2 separate regions of the Homo sapiens genome follow, and region 2 is linked to region 1. Evidence: read pairs that join two places in POLR2A ChIA-PET (ENCODE). Cell type or tissue: Panc1. All regions are shown on one strand. Links, peaks and the distances in the headings refer to the core of each region. The heading gives the core; the rest is flanking DNA.

Region 1 (9,898 bases), core at 1,842-6,841:
GCAAACAAACCCCAAAGTGAGCTGAAGACAAGAAATAACCAATATCAGAGCAGAACTGTATGAAACAGAGACACAAAAAAGCCTTCAAAAAAATCAACAAATCCAAGAGCTGTTTTTTTGGAAAAAAAACCTAATAAAATATACCACTAACTAGACTAATAAAGAAAAGAGCATATTCAAATAGACACAATCAGAAATGATAAGGAGGCTATCATACTGATGCACAGAAATACACACAACCCTCAGAGAATACTATAAACACCTCTATGTAAATAAACTAGACAATCTAGAAGAAATGGATAAATTTCTGGAGGCATACACTCTCCCACGACTGAACCAGGAAGAAGTTGAATCCCTGAAGAGACCAGTAATGAATTTTTTTAATTGAGGCAGTAATAAATTGCCTACCAACCAAAAAATCCCCCAGGACCAGATGGATTTACAGCTGAATTCTACCAGAGGTACAAAGAGAAGCTGGTATCATTTCTTCTGAAACTATTCCAAACTACTGAAAAGAAGGACTCCTCCCTAAATCATTGTATGAGGCCAGCATCATCCCAATACCAAGACCTGGCAGAGATACAAAGAAAAAGAAGAAGACTTCAGGCCAATATCCCTGAAAAACATCAACGCAAAAACCCTCAATAAAATACTGGCAAACCAAATCCAGCAGCACATCAAAAGGTGTATCCACCAGGATCAAGTCGGCTTCATCCCCAGGATGCAAGGACATTTCAACATATGCAAATCAATATATGCAATTCATCACATAAACAGAACTAAAGATATAAACCACATGTTATCTCAATAGACCCGGAAAAGCCCTTCAGTGAAATTCAACATCTCTTCATGTTTAAAACTCTCAATAAACTTGGCATTGAAGGAACATACCTCAAAACAATTAGAGCCATTTCTGATAAACCCAAAGCCAATATCATATTGAATGGGCAAAAGGTGGAAGCATTCCCCTTGAAAGTCACCACAAGACAAGGAAGTAAGGAAGTCAAATTGCCTTGTTTCAGATGACATGATCCTATATCTAGAAAACCCCGTCATCTCAGTCCCAAAGCTCCTTAAGCTGATAAGGAACTTTGGCAAATTCTCAGGACACAAAATCAATGTGCAAAACTCATAGGCATTCCTATACACCAACAACAGACAAGTGGAGAGCCAAATCATGAATGAACTCCCATTCACAATTGCTATAAAAAAGAATAAAATACCTAGGAATACAGCTAGGGAAGTGAAGGACCTTTTCAAGGAGAACAACAAACCACTGCTCAAGGAAATCAGAGAGGACACAAACAAATGGAAAACATTCCATGCTCATGGATAGGAAGAATTAATATCAAGAAAATGGCCACACTGGGCAAAGTAGTTTATAAATTAAATGCTATTCCCATTAAACTACCATTAACATTCTTCACAGAATTATAAAAAACTATTTTAAAATTCATATGAAACCAAAACAGAGCCTGTATAGCCAAGACAATCCTAAGCAAAAATAACAAAGCTGGAGGCCTCACACTACCTGATTTCAAACTACACTACAAGGCTATAGTAACCAAAACAGCATGATACTGATACCAAAACAGACATATAGACCAGTGGAACAGAATAGAGACCTCAGAAATAACACCACACATATACAACCATCTGATCTTCAACAAACCTGGCAAAAACAAGCAAAAAGGGAGAAAGGATTCCCTTTTTAATAAATGATGCTGGGAGATCTGGGCAGCCTTTTGCAGAAAATTGCAACTGGACCCCCTCCTTACATCTTATACAAAAATTAACTCAAGATGGATTAAAGACTTAAATGTAAAACCAAAAAAGCCCTAGAAGAAAATCTAGGCAATACCATTCAGGACATAGGCAAGGGCAAAGATTTCATTATGAAAATGCCAAAAGCAATTGCAACAAAAGCAAAAATTGACAAGTGGGATCTAATTAAACTGTTCTGCACAGCAAAAGAAACTATCATCAGAGCAACCGGATAACCTACGAAATGGGAGAAAAGTTCTGCAATCTATCAATCTGGCGAAGGTCTAATATCCAGAGTCTACAAAGGACTTAAACAAATTCTCAAGAAAAATAAAACATTAAAAAGTAGGCAAGGGACGTGAACACAGACACTTCTCAAATGAAGACATTTACACAGCCAACAAACATATGAAAAAAGCATAACATCACTGATCATTAGATAAATGCATATCAAAACCACAATGAGATACCATTTCATGCCAGCCAGAATGGCAATTATTAAAATGTCAAGAAACAACAGATGCTGGCAAGTAACAGAGCAATCGGAATGCTTTTACACTGTTGGTGGGAATGTAGATTTGTTCAACTATTGTGGAAGACAGTGTGATGATTCCTCAATGATCTAGAACCAGAAAAACCATTTGACCTAGCAATTCAATTACTTGGTATATACCCAGAGGAATATAAATCATTCTATTATAAATATACATGCACGTGCATGTTCATTGCAGCACTATTTACAATAGCAAAGACATGGAATCAACCCAAATGCCTATCAATGATGGAGTGGGTAAAGAAAATGTGGTACATATACAAAAAGGAATACTATGCAGCTGTAAAACAGAAGGAGATTGTATTGGTCTGTTCTCATGCTACTAATAAAGACATACCCAAGACTGGGTAATTTATAAAGGAAAGAGGTTTAATTGACTCACAGTTCCACATAGCTGGGTGGACTCCCAATCAGGGTGGAGGGAAAGAGGAAGCAAGACACGTCTTACAAGGCAGCAAGCAAGAGTGTATGTGCAGGGGAACTTCCATTTATAAAACCATCAGATCTCATGAGACTTATTTCCTATCACTAGAACAGCACAGGAAAGACCCATCCCCATGATTCAATTATGTCCTACTGGATCCCTCCCATGACATGTGGGGATTATGGGAGCTATAATTCAAGATGAGATTTCGGTGAGGACACAGCCAAACCATATCAGAGATCATGTCCTTTGCAGAGACATGGATAGAGATAGAAGCCATTATCATCAGCAAGCTGATGCAGGAACAGAAAACCAAACACTCTAAGTTCTCACTTATAAGTGGGTACTGAACGATGAGAACCCATGGACACAGGGATGGAAACAACACACACTGGGGCCTGTTGGGGGTGCTGGGGGAGAGAGAGCATCCAGAAAAATAGTAGAAAAAGCAGAAGTTTTTACTGTATCAAATAAATAGTCATTTAATATGGTTAGGCTTTGTCTCGCCACCCAAATCTCATCTTGAATTGTAATCCCCAAGTGTTTAGGGAGGAACCTGATGGCAGGTGATTGGATCATGGGGTTCTATGATCCCCCATGCTGTTCTCATAATTGTGAGGGAGTTCTCATGAGATCTGTTGGTTTTATAAATGGGAGCTTCCCCTTGGATTCTCTCTTTCTTTCTGTCTCACCTGTAACCATGTAAGATGTGCCTGCTTCCCCTTCCGCCATGATTTTAAGTTTCCTGAGGCCTCCCCAGCCATGTAGAACTGTGAGTCAATTAAACCCCTTTTCTCTATAATTACCCAGTCTCTGGCAGTTCTTCATAGCAGTGTAAAAACAGACTAATACACTCATATACATAGAAAAAGAAAAAAAGAAGCCAAATAAACTAAATAAGTCAATATACTACTAACAGACATAATTTCTGATGCTAACATTTGTGGTAGTGAAATTATTAACTTTTATTTTTACTTTTCAGTATGTGAGTGTGGCCTCTGGAGATGGATTATCTAGATGCAGGTTCATATCCCAGCTCTATTCCTTACTGTCTGTGTGACTGTGAGCAAGTTACACAAGCTCCCTGAAACTCTATAAATTAGAAAACATAGTCTAGTGAGTAAAATTAAAAATAATGAATGTTTTAACATATGTAGGGTAACTCAAAGGTCTTAGTATAGTGTCTGACATAAATGGTTATTAAATTATAAAAGCAATTATTAGTTATAAAGTACACGATTATTATTACCAATTGACAATTTTTTTTTGTAATTACAAAAAATAAATAAAATTGATAATAAAAATGTAGAGGCTGAAACTCAGGTCAGGAGTCTATCTGTTAGGGCCCAAATGAGGACCTATGAGTGAAAAGATAACTACACAGTGACATTCTAATAGCAAAAAGATTATATTTCTGAAAAAAATAGAGACGTGTCCACCAGGCATGCAAAGAATGGGGATTCTGGGGCAGCTCAACCCGAGCAGAGCACGTCTCCGCATAATTTTTGAAGAAGGCTACAAGAAATGAGCTGTATTTGTTATCTATTGCTGTGTAACAAGTTGCCCCAAAACACAGCAGACTAAAATAAAACACATGTATTTTACGCATCTCCAAGTCAGGGTTCTCCAGCTCAGATTCTCTAACAAGGCTACAGTCATCTCAAGGCATGATTAGGAAGAATATCATTCTAGCTGACTCTTATGGTTGCTGGCAAGATTCATTTTCCTGCAAGCTGTTGGAATGAGTCTGAGTTCCTCACATGCTGTTGGCCAGAGATTTTTCCTTAGTTCTTTGCCACATGGACATCTTCATCGAAAAATCTCACAACATAGCAGCTTGCATCATCAGAGCAAGCTAGAGAGCAAGAAAGAGTACCAGTAAGTTAGCAGGTATTAGAAAGAAAGGAGTCACAGTCTTTTCTAACCTCATCAGGGAAGTAACACTCCAACACATTTGCCATATCCTGTTTGTTAGAAGCAAGTCACTGGGTCTAAATTGCCTTCAAGAGGAGAAGATCATAAATGCCAGAGGAGAGAGGGCTAGGTCACTGGGAGTCATGTTAGAAGCTGTCTCTCACAGTCTACCCCCTGTTCCCACTTATACATGTCCCTTCCACATGCAAAATCCTTTCAGCCCCTGCTATGATCTCCAAAAGTCTCATCCCACTACAGCATCAAGTCAGATACCAGAGGCTTATCTTCAAAATCAAGCCTATGTGTGGATGAAGATCCTCAGGTGTAGCTCCTGGGGTACACTTCTCCATCTGTAGATCTGAAAAACTAAAGGGACAAGATACCTGCTCCAACACACCCAAACACTTAACGCTGGGACAAGCATAAGATAACCATTTTAGATACTCCTGCTCAAAAGGAGGGAAAACAGAAGACAGAAAAAGTCCACAGCAATTCGGAAAAAAAGCTAGACAAATGTTGCAAATTCCTTTATCAGGTTTCAAGTTCTGGGAAAACTTTTCCATGGCTCTCAGCTCTACCCTTTGAGTACTTGGTTTGTTTCTCTGAGTCTTCATCTATTTTTCATAAAAGATAGTACATGGTTGTGGAGAAATTGCTCTCTCATCTAGCTTCCTGACAGTAGCATTTGGGGAAATATAATTCTTCTTTTCATTTTGCCCTCTCTCTGCCCCTTTCAGTTGAAACTAGCAATGTACCTGCTAGTATAGTTTTCTCAAAAACTTTGTGAGCCTCCTGTGAATCCTATTGGGGTTAAATCCACTTTAAAAACCCACAGCCACAAATGTCTTTGAGGAAAGCCCTTCTGTACCTTGAGTTCGTGCTGAGATAGCTGAGGGACAATGTTCTTCAGCTTCCTAGAGGCTACATTGCTTGCCTGAGGGAATCTGTGAGACTTAACCTGAATCCCTTTGCGTGACTGAATATTAATTCAATTTATTTTTCTAAGAATAAGAATAGTTACACCCTCAACTTTTCTCCTAGGCCAGGATTATCTCGAGGCCATGTTTTTTTCTGACAGTTCTCTGATGCCATTTCTTAATTTTAGAATTTTTTGCTGCCTGGAGGAGCTGATAATTTCTCAAAATTATTAATTTACATCTTCTTATTGTTTAATAGTCATCTCAATTTCTCTTTCTTTCTCTCACATTTCACTATAAGCAGTGAGAAGAAATTAAGCATGACCTATAACATTTTTCTTGGAAATCTTTTCAGCTAAGTTACCAAGTTTATTAGGCAAATATTCTCCTTTAGATATAACTGTAGACAACAATGTCATTAATCTTTTGCTATTCCACGACAAGGATCCACCTTCTTCTATTTTCCAATAACATGTTCCTTGCTTTCTGTTGACCCTCACTGGCAATATCTTCAATATCCAAATTTCTAGTAACAATCTGTTCCAGGCAGTCTGGCTTTCTTATCATGATCTTCAACATTCCTCCAGCATCCACTCAATGCCCAGTTCCAGTGTACTCCACATTTGTAGACGTTTGTTATGGAAGAACCCCACCCTCAGTACCAAAGTCTGTATTAATTATCTATGGCTGCATAACAAATTACCCTAAAACTTAGTGGCTTAAAACAACATGTATCATCTCACACTGTGGGTCAGGATTCTGGGTGCACTTATCCAGGTCCTCCAGCTCAGGATCTCTCACAGGGTTGCAGTCATCTCATGGCTCAACTGGGAAGGATTTGCTTCCCAATCACTCATATTGTTGTTGGCAGGATTCAGTCTTGCATGGGCTGTTGGAATAAGGACCTCAGTTCCTCAAAAACTTTTGGCCAGATGTCTGTCTCTGTTCCTTACCAAGTAGGGCTTCTCATTGCATAATATGGCAGCTTGCTTCATTAAAGTGAGCAAGTAAGAGAGCAAAAGAGAATAACAGCAAGGAAGAATTCTAGCAAGATGAAAGCCAGTATCTTTTTGTAACGTAAGCATGGAAATTGCACCTATCACTTTTGATGTATTCTACTTATTAGAAGCAAGTCACTAGATCCAGATCACACTCAAGGAGAGGGTACTGTACAAAGGCATGAATACCAGGAGTCACTGGGAACCATGTCTAAAGCTCTTTACCTCAAGAGCCCCAGTTAGTGGCCAACCACAGCAGCTACCTAAACTGATTTGATGAATGGAATCCATTTAGGAGAATATCTGTTTAAAACAATCATTCGAGCTTAGGCATAGTTGATATTTGATAACTGACAAGAATTAAAGCAAATGTTTCTTAATGCTACTCTTTTCGTGAAACTGAACTAAAAACAGAGAAAATCTGCCTGACATCTAAGTAAGTGAGAATGGTTTGTTAAATACTGCAGTGTTAATAAGCTAAGTCTCTAGCTTAATATAGATTTTTCTCTCTCTGCTTTTGCCAAAATAAAATGAAAGGCCAAATGAAAAATGACTTAAGATAAGTGTTTATAAACTGTTCATTTACCTGCTAAAGGGAACATTAGGAATGAAAGGATAGACAGCAACCCTAGCCCATATTAAAGCTTCAAAAAGTAATACGTACAGCTAATTTTCATATGTGAAAAATTCTGGCCAGATGTCATCCAGAATTCCCTGGAAGAAGGTAAGCACTGAGTAACCAAGATGTGGACAAGTATCCTCACAGCTATATCAAACAGGCAAGCAAACAAACAAAAACACTAGTTCCTAAAGATTAAAAATTCAGCAATATTAAAGACTTTCATTTATGCCAGTGGAGATACTAGTTATTGAGGGAGTTGTCAGTATTACAGTCAATCCAAGAAAACTCCCAACTCTATCTAAAGGTTGGGATGCATTGTGATCATTTGTATACTTGGAGAGAACAGGCCTGACTTTAAGCTTTGCTACTTACAGGGCATGAAACCATTTAGGCAGATATTTAGCCTTTCTGAACTTTGGAGAGTTCATCTGAAATAAATGCAAAGTGCCCAGTGCAGAACATGGTGTGTATCATATGCTCAATAAATGATAGATATGAATGACAGCACAGGCTTCTAGAGCATGAGTTTCACCATCAGACAAGTTGATGTACCTGGGGTCAAGTTTTAGTTCTGTTATTGTCTGTGAAACTTTAGGCAAAAAAAAAAACAAAAAACAAAAAACGCAATGTGTTTTAGTTTCTGTTTTCTCATCTTGAATGGATATAGTAATATATATGTTAGGAGGTTACTATGAGGATAAAATGAATGCATATCGTATAAATGTATGCAGTGCCTGACATATGGTAAGTCCTCAGAAAACTGTGGTTAGTCTTCTAATGACTGAGTAAAACTAAATTAATTTGATGTAGAATTAGCATGATATTCCAGAATGAATTATAAATGACATTGTGAGAATTCATAACTGATGATGAATTGGCCAAACAAAAAATGTTTCTAGATTAAAAGCAAAGAAGTGAAGGCATTAGAGAGTTGGGGAAAAAAATAACAATCAAAAGAATGGTTCACTAAAATTAAAGGAGTTGATTATTTAATAAGAACACATGTAGTACATGGGCTTTTAAAGGTTGGCACCAAATCTAAATACCTTCCGTTTATGTATTAGCTCCCACAATAAAGACGCTGAAAAGCTGAAAAGATATTGTGTCATTCAGAGTTGACTGAAGACCAGTGGTTGCTCTGGGAAGGCTAATGATTTGGCACCTCTCATACAATATTTTCTTTAAATATTTATATCATTTTTTATGGAAGCTAAAAGGAAAGAAACTGATTTTTTCATTAATAAAAACTGTATATGAAAACTGTCATTTACTAACCTCACTAGCTACAGAAAGGCATACATATTGTATAATGTATATTTATACATATTATATAATGTGTATTTTGAAAAATAACAGCAAAATATTTCTTACCTTTTCTGCAATTTTCTCTCTTAATTTTTTTTAATAATTTTCTAAATGAGACAATATCTTTGGAGGAAAATTAAGGGTTTAACATTTAGATAATTAAACTAAATCACTCATTCCTGGTAAGCAAAACAACATGCATTATTGATTTTTGGAACTGAGCTGATGGTGAGCTCATGTGTGATTCACAAAAGTACTCAACACAGACAGGTTGACACCAGTGAGGAGTGAAACCAATTTACATTTTGCCAATTTATTCCAGCGATGTTTCAGTTCCCCTTTTAGATCTGCATCCTAGGTAGATACTCAGCTTGCCTTCTCATTAATATGGCTCTGAATTTTACTCCAAATTCTATGGGTTGCTGAAACACGATGAAAAAATATTTCAGGGATATGACTCTTCTAGAAAAAGTGATCCTAAAGGCAACACTTCATAGGAAATTCCTGCCATTGGGTATCAAAAGGTGCTGCAGGTTAGCCTGCAGGAAGAAGGCATTAGAAAGGCAATAACTCTTACAGTAACCACAGTAATTAAGCTGGGTCAGCTCCCCTCCATTGAGCACTAAAAATGAATCTACTGCTTTTGTGGTGTTCTCTTTTTCGCAGAGTGATTCCATGACTGAGCAGGACAATCTTCCTAAGTGGAGAAAAAATATTCACCATTCCTCAGACCAATGTGCACCTAGGTTGACAATGATTTTTCAGATTACTTTGCATTGCCGTGGTAATTTGGGGGCAGGAATGAGTGGTTTGACATAAATGTCTATGACGAAAGATTGGTAATCACTCAGATAAAATACGCTAAGCTTTGGGAAAAAATACATCAATAAATATACTTTCCTCTTATGCTAGTCCAAATATTTAATAAAAACTAGAATTTATTTCCCAAGGCTTAAATCTCCATTCTTTATTTCTCTGAATTAATTGCCTCTGCATTTCAGTTGCTAGTTTATGCGTGGGGAAAAATCAGGTTCAAAAGATTTCACATTAGTCTGTTTTCAACAGTAGAATATCTTTTCGAAATTGGGAAAGAAAGTGGAAAGGAAATGACAACAGTATAAAACATGTTCCCATGTTCCCTGAACTGTATGCCAGTCTCCAAACTCAGTTTAGTGAGGTTAGTCCTAAGCTTAGGGAGACTGTGTGTGTGTGTGTGTGTGTGTGTGTGTGTGTATTAACATGTAAAGCCTCTGATATGGTTTGTCTCTGTGTCACCACCCAAATCTAATGAATTATAATCCTGAGTGTTGGAGGTAGGACTTGATGTGAGATGACTGGATCATGGGGGCAGACCTGCCCTTGCTATTCTTGTGATAATGATTTCTCATGAGATCTGGTTGT
Region 2 (9,370 bases), core at 4,371-9,370, 830 kb before region 1:
AGCCCACGACTTAACTCTGTGTATCCCCAGGGTTGTCTCTGAAGTGGTTATAAACAAGACTTAGTATCAAATAAACAAGGGTAGTAATTAGATTCTTAGCCACATAGCTGTGAACTTAAGCGTACGATTTCCTGACCTCCTCTAGTGGATGGAGTAGTATTTCCCCAAAATCCTTGTCCATCCTGAATCTCAGAATGTGATCTAATTTGGAAAAAGGGTCTTTGCAGATATAATTAAGAAAATGATTGGCTGGGCTTGGTGGCCTCACGCCTGTAATCCCAGCACTTTGGGAGGCCAAGGTGGGCGGATCACGAGGTCAAGAGATCAAGACCATCCTGGCTAACACAGTGAAACCCCATCTCTACTAAAAATACAAAAAATTAGCCAGGCATGGTGATGGGGGCCTGTAGTCCCAGCTACTCGGGAGACTGAGGCAGGAGAATGGTGTGAACCCAGGAGGCAGAGCTTGCAGTGAGCCCAGATCACACCACAGCACTCTAGCCTGGGAGACAGAGTGAGACCCTGTCTCAAAAAAAAAAAAAAAAAAAAAAAAAAAGTCAACCCGGGAGGCAAAACTTGCAGTGAGCCGAGATCATGCCACTGCACTCCAGCCTGGGCGACAGAGCGAGACTCCATCTCAAAAAAAAAAAAAAAAAAAGACCAAGATGAGCTCATACTGGATTAGAGTTGGCCTTCAGCTAATGAAAGTGTCTTGGGAGAGACAGAATAGAAGGCACAGAGACACAGGAAAGAAGGCCACATGAAAACAGAGGCACACGGCAAGGAACACAAGGAGCCACCATAAACTGGAATAAGCAAGGAAGGATTCTCTTCTAGGGCCGTTGAAGGGCGAATGGCCCTGCTGACACCTTGATTTTAGACTTCTGGCCTCCAGAACTATGAGAGAATTTTACCTACCTCATCAAAGTGTTGTGTAAATTAAATGAGACAATGCACGTGAAGGGTGTGTTAGTCTGTTCTCATGCTGCTAATAAAGACATACCTGAGACTAGGTAATTTATAAAGAGAAAGAGATTTAATGAATTCACAGTTTCACATGGCTGAGGAGGCCTCACAATCATGGCAGAAGGTGAAGGAGGGGCAAAGGCATGTCTTACGTGGCGGCAGGCAAGAGAGCCTGTGCAGGGGAAGTCACCTTTATAAAACCATCAGATCTCATGAGATTTATTCGCTATCATGAGAACAGCATAGGAAAGACCCACTCCCATGATTCAATTACCTCCCACCTGATCCCTCCCACAACATGTGGGGATTATGGCAGCTACAGTCAAGATGAGATTTGGGTGGGGACACAGCCAAACCATATCAAAGGGCCTGGTACAAGAGGAGGTCCAAGTCTCCACTTAGTCACTCACTAGCAATGGTAGGGAACATTACTCAATTTCTATGTGCCTCCCTTATCTTAAGGACAAAAAACAGGGATAATAATTTTCACCTACCTTCACTGAACAGTTTTTGTGATGATCAAATGAATTCACAGACATGAACATTCCTAGCATATGAGAAACATTCAAGAAATGTGGAGATCTGTGCTCTTCCTTCCCCATGTCCCTCAAACTACTGGGGGTGGTAAAGTAGTGGGAGAGAAATAAGAAAATCAGGACATTGCTTTTTTCAATAAGAATGGCCAGATGCCCCCTGGCAACTCCAAAAGAAAATTCTGCTTTTATCTTTGAGTTGATGTCTAGATCTCGTTACATTGTTACCCTCTAAATATAATTTTCAGAAGTACTGATATTGACATCACTGAGCCAAAACAATGTCTATGTAAATAGAATTGATAAAATCGTATCAGCAGTTCTATAGGTTCAACCATTCCAGATCTGTTTCCCTCCCTCCCTCCCTTCTTTCTTTCCTTGTTGTCAATGCTTCTTCCCATCCACTTTCTCTCCATATTATTACAGTGTTCTGATGTCGTGGTTGGGAATAATTCTAAAAAGAGAGCCACCCCAGCCTGCTCAGGGTGATTCATCATACTTTAAGCTTGACATGTCAGAGAGTATATAAATGTGTGTTCCTGGGCACTGTGGCAGGTTTCACTAAGAGCTGAGACATATTACTTAAGAGAAAACAGAGAAAATATGCAGCATAAAAACAAGTAGTGGGTATTTGTGAACAATTCAATCAATTGCAACGATCCACAAGACCAGGTTGGTGACTATAACCAGGGCTATAATTTCATATGTGGCGACCACAAGACCACCGAAGTATGGTAGGGGAATCAAGTCAGGGAAATATTTGATGGGAACCAGCCATTTATTCAGTGACCTTGTATTTACCAGAGTTGCCTGGGAGAGAAGCAGCCGGGCGTTATCACTGGCTTCCAAGGGCCTGAGGAGAAGGGCAGAACTACCCAGGAATGGAAGCCACAAGCAGCCCAAAGCTAGAAGGCCGTCGCCATGACACTGACCACTTGCTCAGTAAAGAGACCACTGGAGAAGACTGCAAAAGTCAGAAAAACTTGCCAGGGATAGGGCAAAGAGCTGATGAGGTTTAAGTTGTAGAGAATATATGACTCTGGAGTCTTACAGTCCTTGGTGTAAATCTGGCTCTGACACACATTTGAGTGGCCTTGAGAACATTATTTATTTAAGCTTCAGTTGCCCCCAAACATAAAGTGGAGATAAAAGTTACTTACCTTGCAGACTTGTTGTAAGACTTAACTGAAGTTATACGTGAAAACGCCCTGAGATGTAAAACTAGGAAAAAAATGGATTTTCCCCTCCCTCCCTCCCTTCCTTCCCCTGAATTCCTATAAAATCAGTTCCCCAAGGTAAGAAGAAAGAACTTTTACATTCTGCATGAAATAATCTATTTCTTGATCCTTTAGCATCAGGATTCAAATGGTCCTTTACTTAATTAAAGCTAGGAAGTGGACATTGGAAATTTCTTTTACAATTTCCAATTTAGATTTCTAAAATGGGTGACTGACTGTACATTAGCTTCCTCTCCACTTGTCACTAGTAAAGTATCCCCTTACTGTGAACAAGAGCTATATAGATATATACACGTAAACTTCAACGCGTCTAAATGCTAATTTGTGATGGGCCAAGAGTAGGCAGAGAAGAGATGATAAAAATGGCAGATTAGTAGTCACTAAGTTATCAGGGTGAGTGGAGGTCATAAAACTGAAAAAAAAAAAAAAAAAACATAAAAACAAGGTAAATTGCCAAGAAGCTAATGAAAGATACCTGAAAGCAGGGAATGAATTAAGACCTTGAGTGAGGGATTTAGACTTAAATAAGACGGATTACTGAGGTGGATTTCAGCTTCAAGTAACAGAAAACTAAGCTCAGAATTGTTTAAACAATAGATTTATTGGCTCATCTATCAGAAAGTCCAGATATAGTGAGGGCTTCAGCATTGTTGGATGACATCGTTCAATACATCGACCTGGGTCTGGGTTCTATTAGTCTGTTCACTCTGCCTTCAGAGTGAAAGCCCAGTACTAAAGTCCACTCCACGTTAATCACAGAATGGCCACAGTACCAGTCAGAGTTCTGGTGCTTTCTTGTTCACATTTGGTGGGAGGGAGGAACTAGATCCTCATAGTTTCAGAAACTTCCTACAAATCTGTCAGCATCTTATATTTTCTGGAACTGGATCATATACCCATTCCTAAAGAGAAAAGGACTTATCCCTCAATCAATCCGCCTCACCCATAGGCCATGTGGGAGTCAGCTTCCCTTGAAGTTTTTGGGCTATGTCAGAGGGCTTAGGTACCTGAACAAAACCAGGTAGTGTTAGGAAAAAAGTATAGATTGATCCAGGGTAGGTCATCTACCTTTTACACTACAGAATATTAGCAAGGTAAACATTACACTTTCATTTACTTCAGCCTCCTAAGTTTTCCAATGTGATGGCAATGTCATACAACGAAGTATTGGTAAAGTCATATCTAGTGATTTTTCTTACATCCCAAGTCATAAGTTTGTTTTGTTGTAGTGTTGTTTTGTCTTGACTATATTAAACTGCCTCTTAAGCAAGTACCACAAAACCTTTTCACCCTAACAAGTGCACATAATAAGGGTTCTCCAATTCTAAAGTCTGATACTCAGTGAGTCCCCAGACCCACGCATCTTATACTGTTCCCACCAGCATGAGGTCCAGGAATTCTGCCACACCATCAAAGTCAGTGGTTCTTAATCTGATTGGGCAATAGGATCACCCAGGGAACTTACCAGAAGTACCCATGCCAGAGGATACTGACCCAGTGGGAATGAGGGGAGGTTTGGGCATCTGTATGTTTTTTAATCCCAGTTGAAAGAGAGTTAGAGACTGGAAAACTGAAGCTTGGATGGGAGAGAGCATTAATTCACTGTATACTTTTTTGTGTGGATTGAATTTTTTTCATTATGTATCTATATTATTCTCTTCCCTTCGTTTTTCTTTTCTTTATTAAGGTCTTCAGTGTTTCTGAAGTGCAGACAATGAGAACTATTAATCTATATGGTCAAATATCAATCTTTAGGTTGAATAGAGCCAAAAGTGTTTAGAATTGGTTGTCAGAGTGATATTTAAACATACTGACTTTTTTCTTTTTGTAGAGATAGGGGGTGGGGGGCATCTTACTGTGTTGCCCACACTGGTCTCAAACTCATGGTCTCAGGCAATCCTCCTCCCTAGGCCTCCCAGAGTGCTGGGATTACGGGTGTGAGCCACCGCACCCAGCCCATATTGCCTTTTTAATGAAAACCCTGAGGCCAACAAATTGGTCGGTGCTAACACCTGACTCAGATTCTTGGACTCATTTTTTGGGATTTCTGGACAGACCACAGAGTCTGGAATATGTCCCAGTTTTTGAAATGAAAGAACATAGATGACCAGATCATTTTGTTGATAGACAGAGAAAATTCCGGAGAACCTTGTTTGGCTTCCCCTTGAAAGAAGAAACGATTAAATTATTTGTAACTGAAATCAGCTCCGTGCTGTTTGCCATCAGTCCTCCCACACGTATGCCTCAGTGACAGACAGAGACCAGAGTAAGATTGCTCTGTTTACTTTAAGATGTCTTTGTAGAGGTACTTCTCAAAGTCTCTTCTAAGTGATCAGAGGCACTGCTCCTCTTTGAATTACAGCTCTAAGAAGCAGGAATCAGTAACTAGATGTTTTAAAACCCCTTTCACTAGCAATTTAAAGAGATTAGAAGTTTCATGGAGAAAGATGTGCTTGGAAATCATTAAAACGGTAGACATTGTTTTCAGAAAGAAACATCCTTCGGTCACACTTTTGTAGCTAGTTATGGTCTGATGGAAATCAATCACAAAGAAAATTCAGTGTAGCCTAATGGTCATTTTCACAAGAGTAGACCAGACCACTTGTGGCACAGCAGTTACTATCTTTTTTATTTGTATTTCACATAGGATATTTTTAAACCTGCACATAAATTGTCTGACAAATCTCTATGTCTACCATATCTGGGGAATTGTTCCTCCTATGAGCCCAAAGCCATAGCTTGGCCTTAACTGACTAAAAACATTTTAGGTGCAAATTGCTGCTCCCTCCCTCTGTATATCAACGTTGCATTTTCTTCTACAGGGGTTTCCTATCCTTATAACACCTGGAGAAATAGATGTTCCTCAGCAGCCCTGACTTCAGAGGAAAAGCTTATCTGTTTGCAAGGTGGAAATGCTAGGCAACTCTCCAGAGGAAGAGCTCAGAGGCTGTCTCATCCATGGAATTCATGCAGTATAAGTGACTTAGTCTGAGAAAATATTTATCTGAGCCATTGGCACCAAACCTCCCATTGCTCCTTTAAAGTACCTCAGCCTTAGTTTGGGCCTGTGGCCTGGAGGTACATCCAAGATGGACCAAAAGATCCAGATTAGTTCCAGGCAGTGACAAGAGAGGCTGGAAGAAGGGAGGCCAACCGTTTCCTAAGGCTGTTTCCCCACAAAGCATTGATAAGAAGAAAGCCAAATTTTCTTTCTTTTTTTTTTTTTTTTGAGACGGAGTCTCGCTCTGTCGCCCAGGCTGGAGTGCAGTGGCTTGATCTCGGCGTACTGCAAGCTCCGCCTCCTGGATTCACGCCATTCTCCTGCCTCAGCCTCCCGAGAAGCTGGGACTACAGGCACCCGCCACGACGCCTGGCTAATTTTTTGTATTTTTAGTAGAGACAGGGTTTCACCGTGTTAGCCAGGATGGTCTCAATCTCCTGACCTCGTGAGCCGCCCGCCTCGGCCTCCCAAAGTGCTGGGATTACAGGTGTGAGCCACTGCGCCCGGCCAAGAAAGCCAAATTTTCTGTTTTCCAATTTTTTTTCTGTTCCCGTCCATCTCCCTAGGCTTTAAATTTCCAAATATATCAAATATGATTTTTTTTTGGATGGAGTCTCCCTCTTCACCCAGGCTGGAGTGCAGTGATGCGATCTCGGCTCACTGCAACCTCAGCCTCCCAGGTTCAAGTGATTCTCCTGCCTGAGCCTCCCAAGAAGCTGGGATTACAGGTGCGCACCACCATGCCAGTCTAAATTTTGTATTTTTAGTAGAGACAGGGTTTCATCATGTTGACCAGGCTAGTTTCAAACTCCTGGCTTGCAGTGATCCACCTCAGCCTCCCAAAGTGCTGGGATTACAGGCGTGAGCCACTGCGCCTGGCCTCAAATATGATCATTCTTAAAAGCAAACCAAGTTCTATAGAATATATATATTTTTTAGGTGAAACTTGATATTTCGTGTTCTACGCTGCTTTACAAATTGAAAAATATCTTTTCTTTAGTTCAAAGAAAGGGAGAGAACTAACAGTTGAATTCCTATTGTGATTTATTGTAGATACATGTTGGATTTTATGTCATCTTATTTAATCCTTGTAACTATTCTGCAAAATAGTTACACTGTATAACTTAATCCCCAGAGAGTGTCTACTGTGTACTTTCTCTGTTCTAGGGACTTTTACAGGGGTTAGAGACTTTGTGATCCCACCAGGAACTCATTCTGGTGGGGAAGATAGCATATGAATGACTAATTACAATAGAAACAGTAAAGTCCCATAATACATAGATGAACAGAAGGGTATTCGAGCATACATTTTAAATTTAAATTTCTTTAATGTGTGCACCAATCAAAATGGTAGGCTTACCCCAAAAAACAAATTCTGAGGCTGTTGCAAAAGACTCCAATATTTTGACACAAAAAGCTTTCTAGAAACAGATGGGTAACTAACTAGTAACATAGGTACCTCTTTATCTTTTTTTCTGTAAGGGAACTCTGGAAAGGTTTCTAACTACTCTTTTCCTCTAACAAAGTTACTTACTTCTAACAAAGTTTTTTTTTATTATTTTTATGTTTTGAGACAGGGTCTCACTGTGTGTCACTGAGTGCACTGGAGTGCAGTGGCATGATCGTAGCTCACTGCAGCCTTGAACTCTTGGGCTCACAAGATCCTCCTGCCTCGGCCTCACGAGTAGCTAGCACTACAGGCATGTGCCACCATACACGGCTAATTTTTTTATTATTATTATTTGTAGAGGTGAGGTCTCATCATGTTGCTCAGGCTCATCTCAAACTCCTGGCCTTAAGTAATCCTCCCACATCAGCCTCCCAAACTGTTAGGATTACAGTTGTGAGCCACTGCACCTGGCCTAATTTCTAATGATAGTATTTGCCAGTAAAATAACTTAAAACGGGCTGAGTGCAATAGCTCATGTCTGTAATCCTGGCACTTTGGGAGGCCAAGGCAGGTGGATCACTTGAGGTCAGCAGTTCAAGACCAGCCTGGCCAACATGGTGAAATCCCGTCTCTACTAAAAATAGAAAAAATTAGCTGGGCATGGTGGCACACACCTGCAATCCCAGTTACTCGGGAGGCTGAGGCAGGAGAATAGCTTGCACACAGGAGGCAGAGGTTGCAGTGAGCTGAGATCACGCCACTGCACTCCAACCTAGGCAACAGAACGAGACTTTCTCTCAAAAAAAAAAAAAAAATTAAAATATTTTAAAGAGACTTTACCTATTCATTCATACCCTTACACAATTCTAAAAATATTTTCATGTGGCTTACACAAATATATACAATAGCACAGAATAAATGAAAATAGTAGCAAAATGACTATATCTGTGTATCTTTCTGTATCAATTTCCTCTCAATATCAATTTCCTATTCCCCACAAATAGCTATTTCCTCTCTCCTGGTTTCAATTCTTTGTGGCTATCTGGAAAGCTCTGGTTTCCTCTGGAACTGATCAGTGCCTTGCTCTAGCCCCAGACCGCCCTGGCTTGTCTCCATGTGGGGTCTGCGTCGCCTCCTCCACAAGCACAATTCAGTCTCCAAATGACTTAGGCAAGAACTTTTGTCTTAAACAAATCTGTTTATCAGAGAGCCATTGGATCATATGTTATAGAAGCCTCAACAAACAGGATATTCCGTCTCAAATTGGTGGCCTCTTGGCAAACACAAGAATGCCTCCCAGGGAAGCATATGATTCTCAGGAACACCATGACACGTCATCAGCCTCAGTCACTGAAGGAAACAGGTTAGGCATCTGCTCACTGGCACTTCCTGGTTGAAGTACAACAATTAGTGTCTTTTTTGAATATGTGCAGCTTTGGGATTATTAATTTCAGCATGAGAAATCATTAGTATTCTTAATTTAAAGAGGAAACCTTTGGACAGGAGTCTGCGGCTATCAATCAATACTAAAGATTTTCTCTGAATTATGATGTTTTTACCTGACTCTGAAAATGGATTTTTTTTCCCTTTTCATTTTTGAGCTTTTGAATTTGACTTAGCATACGGACTCTGTCAGGTTCCTGTGGTGAATTGATAATGAAATTAGGAGAGACAGGGTCCATTGACTTAGAAGACCTGTGCCATTAGTTAAGTCTTCCCTCTGTTTCTGCAGCTGGCTTGACACCCACTTAGTCACCTAGGTTTTGGCACTTGCCTCTGACACTAACACTTGAGAGAGCAGAGCTCAGAATGGAGATGAGGAGGTAGCACAGTAAATAGGCATTATCAAAAAAAGACAGAGGTGAAAATCAATACCTCCATTAACATCTAGAAGCAGACTTTTCAAAGAACATTTATATGTTTAGCTGACAGTAATGTACCAAGAAGACTAGTTCCTTTATAGGTCACAAAGTATGTAACTATCCCTATGGTGTTATTTATTTTTCTTCCCATTTGGCTAAGAAGTATCATCAATAGGATTTAAAACTAAAAATAAACAAAAAACTCTGCCCAGCAAAAATATTCAAATAAAGGGTACAATTTTCAACAAAGTAGATACAACAAAATTCTAGTAATATACATCAAAATTATTAATAATGTAAGGTAAAATAGCTATTCTCTTGAAATTTGTCATAAGGCTTTGACGTACACGTATATCTTTTTTATAAGGTTATTATTTTTG

What was found. Peaks named below come from ENCODE experiments on the same cell type or tissue, not always from the same donor. Only the 100,000 strongest peaks of a DNase experiment are listed, where the experiment ranks them.
Region 2: POLR2A ChIA-PET joins it to region 1 with 6 read pairs; 1 of 35 experiments calls an interaction of 5 or more read pairs at or near these places.

What each region holds. Positions count from the first base shown.
Region 1 is chr5:123,975,783-123,985,680 of GRCh38, reverse strand. No RefSeq gene overlaps it. Among named protein-coding and RNA genes, the nearest start is that of LINC01170, 460 kb to the left of the region's middle. In Panc1, for the core only: no CTCF peak of the experiment used is centred there; no DNase peak of the experiment used is centred there; H3K27ac peaks cover 553 bases.
Region 2 is chr5:124,812,032-124,821,401 of GRCh38, reverse strand. No RefSeq gene overlaps it. Among named protein-coding and RNA genes, the nearest start is that of ZNF608, 70 kb to the right of the region's middle. In Panc1, for the core only: no CTCF peak of the experiment used is centred there; no DNase peak of the experiment used is centred there; H3K27ac peaks cover 643 bases.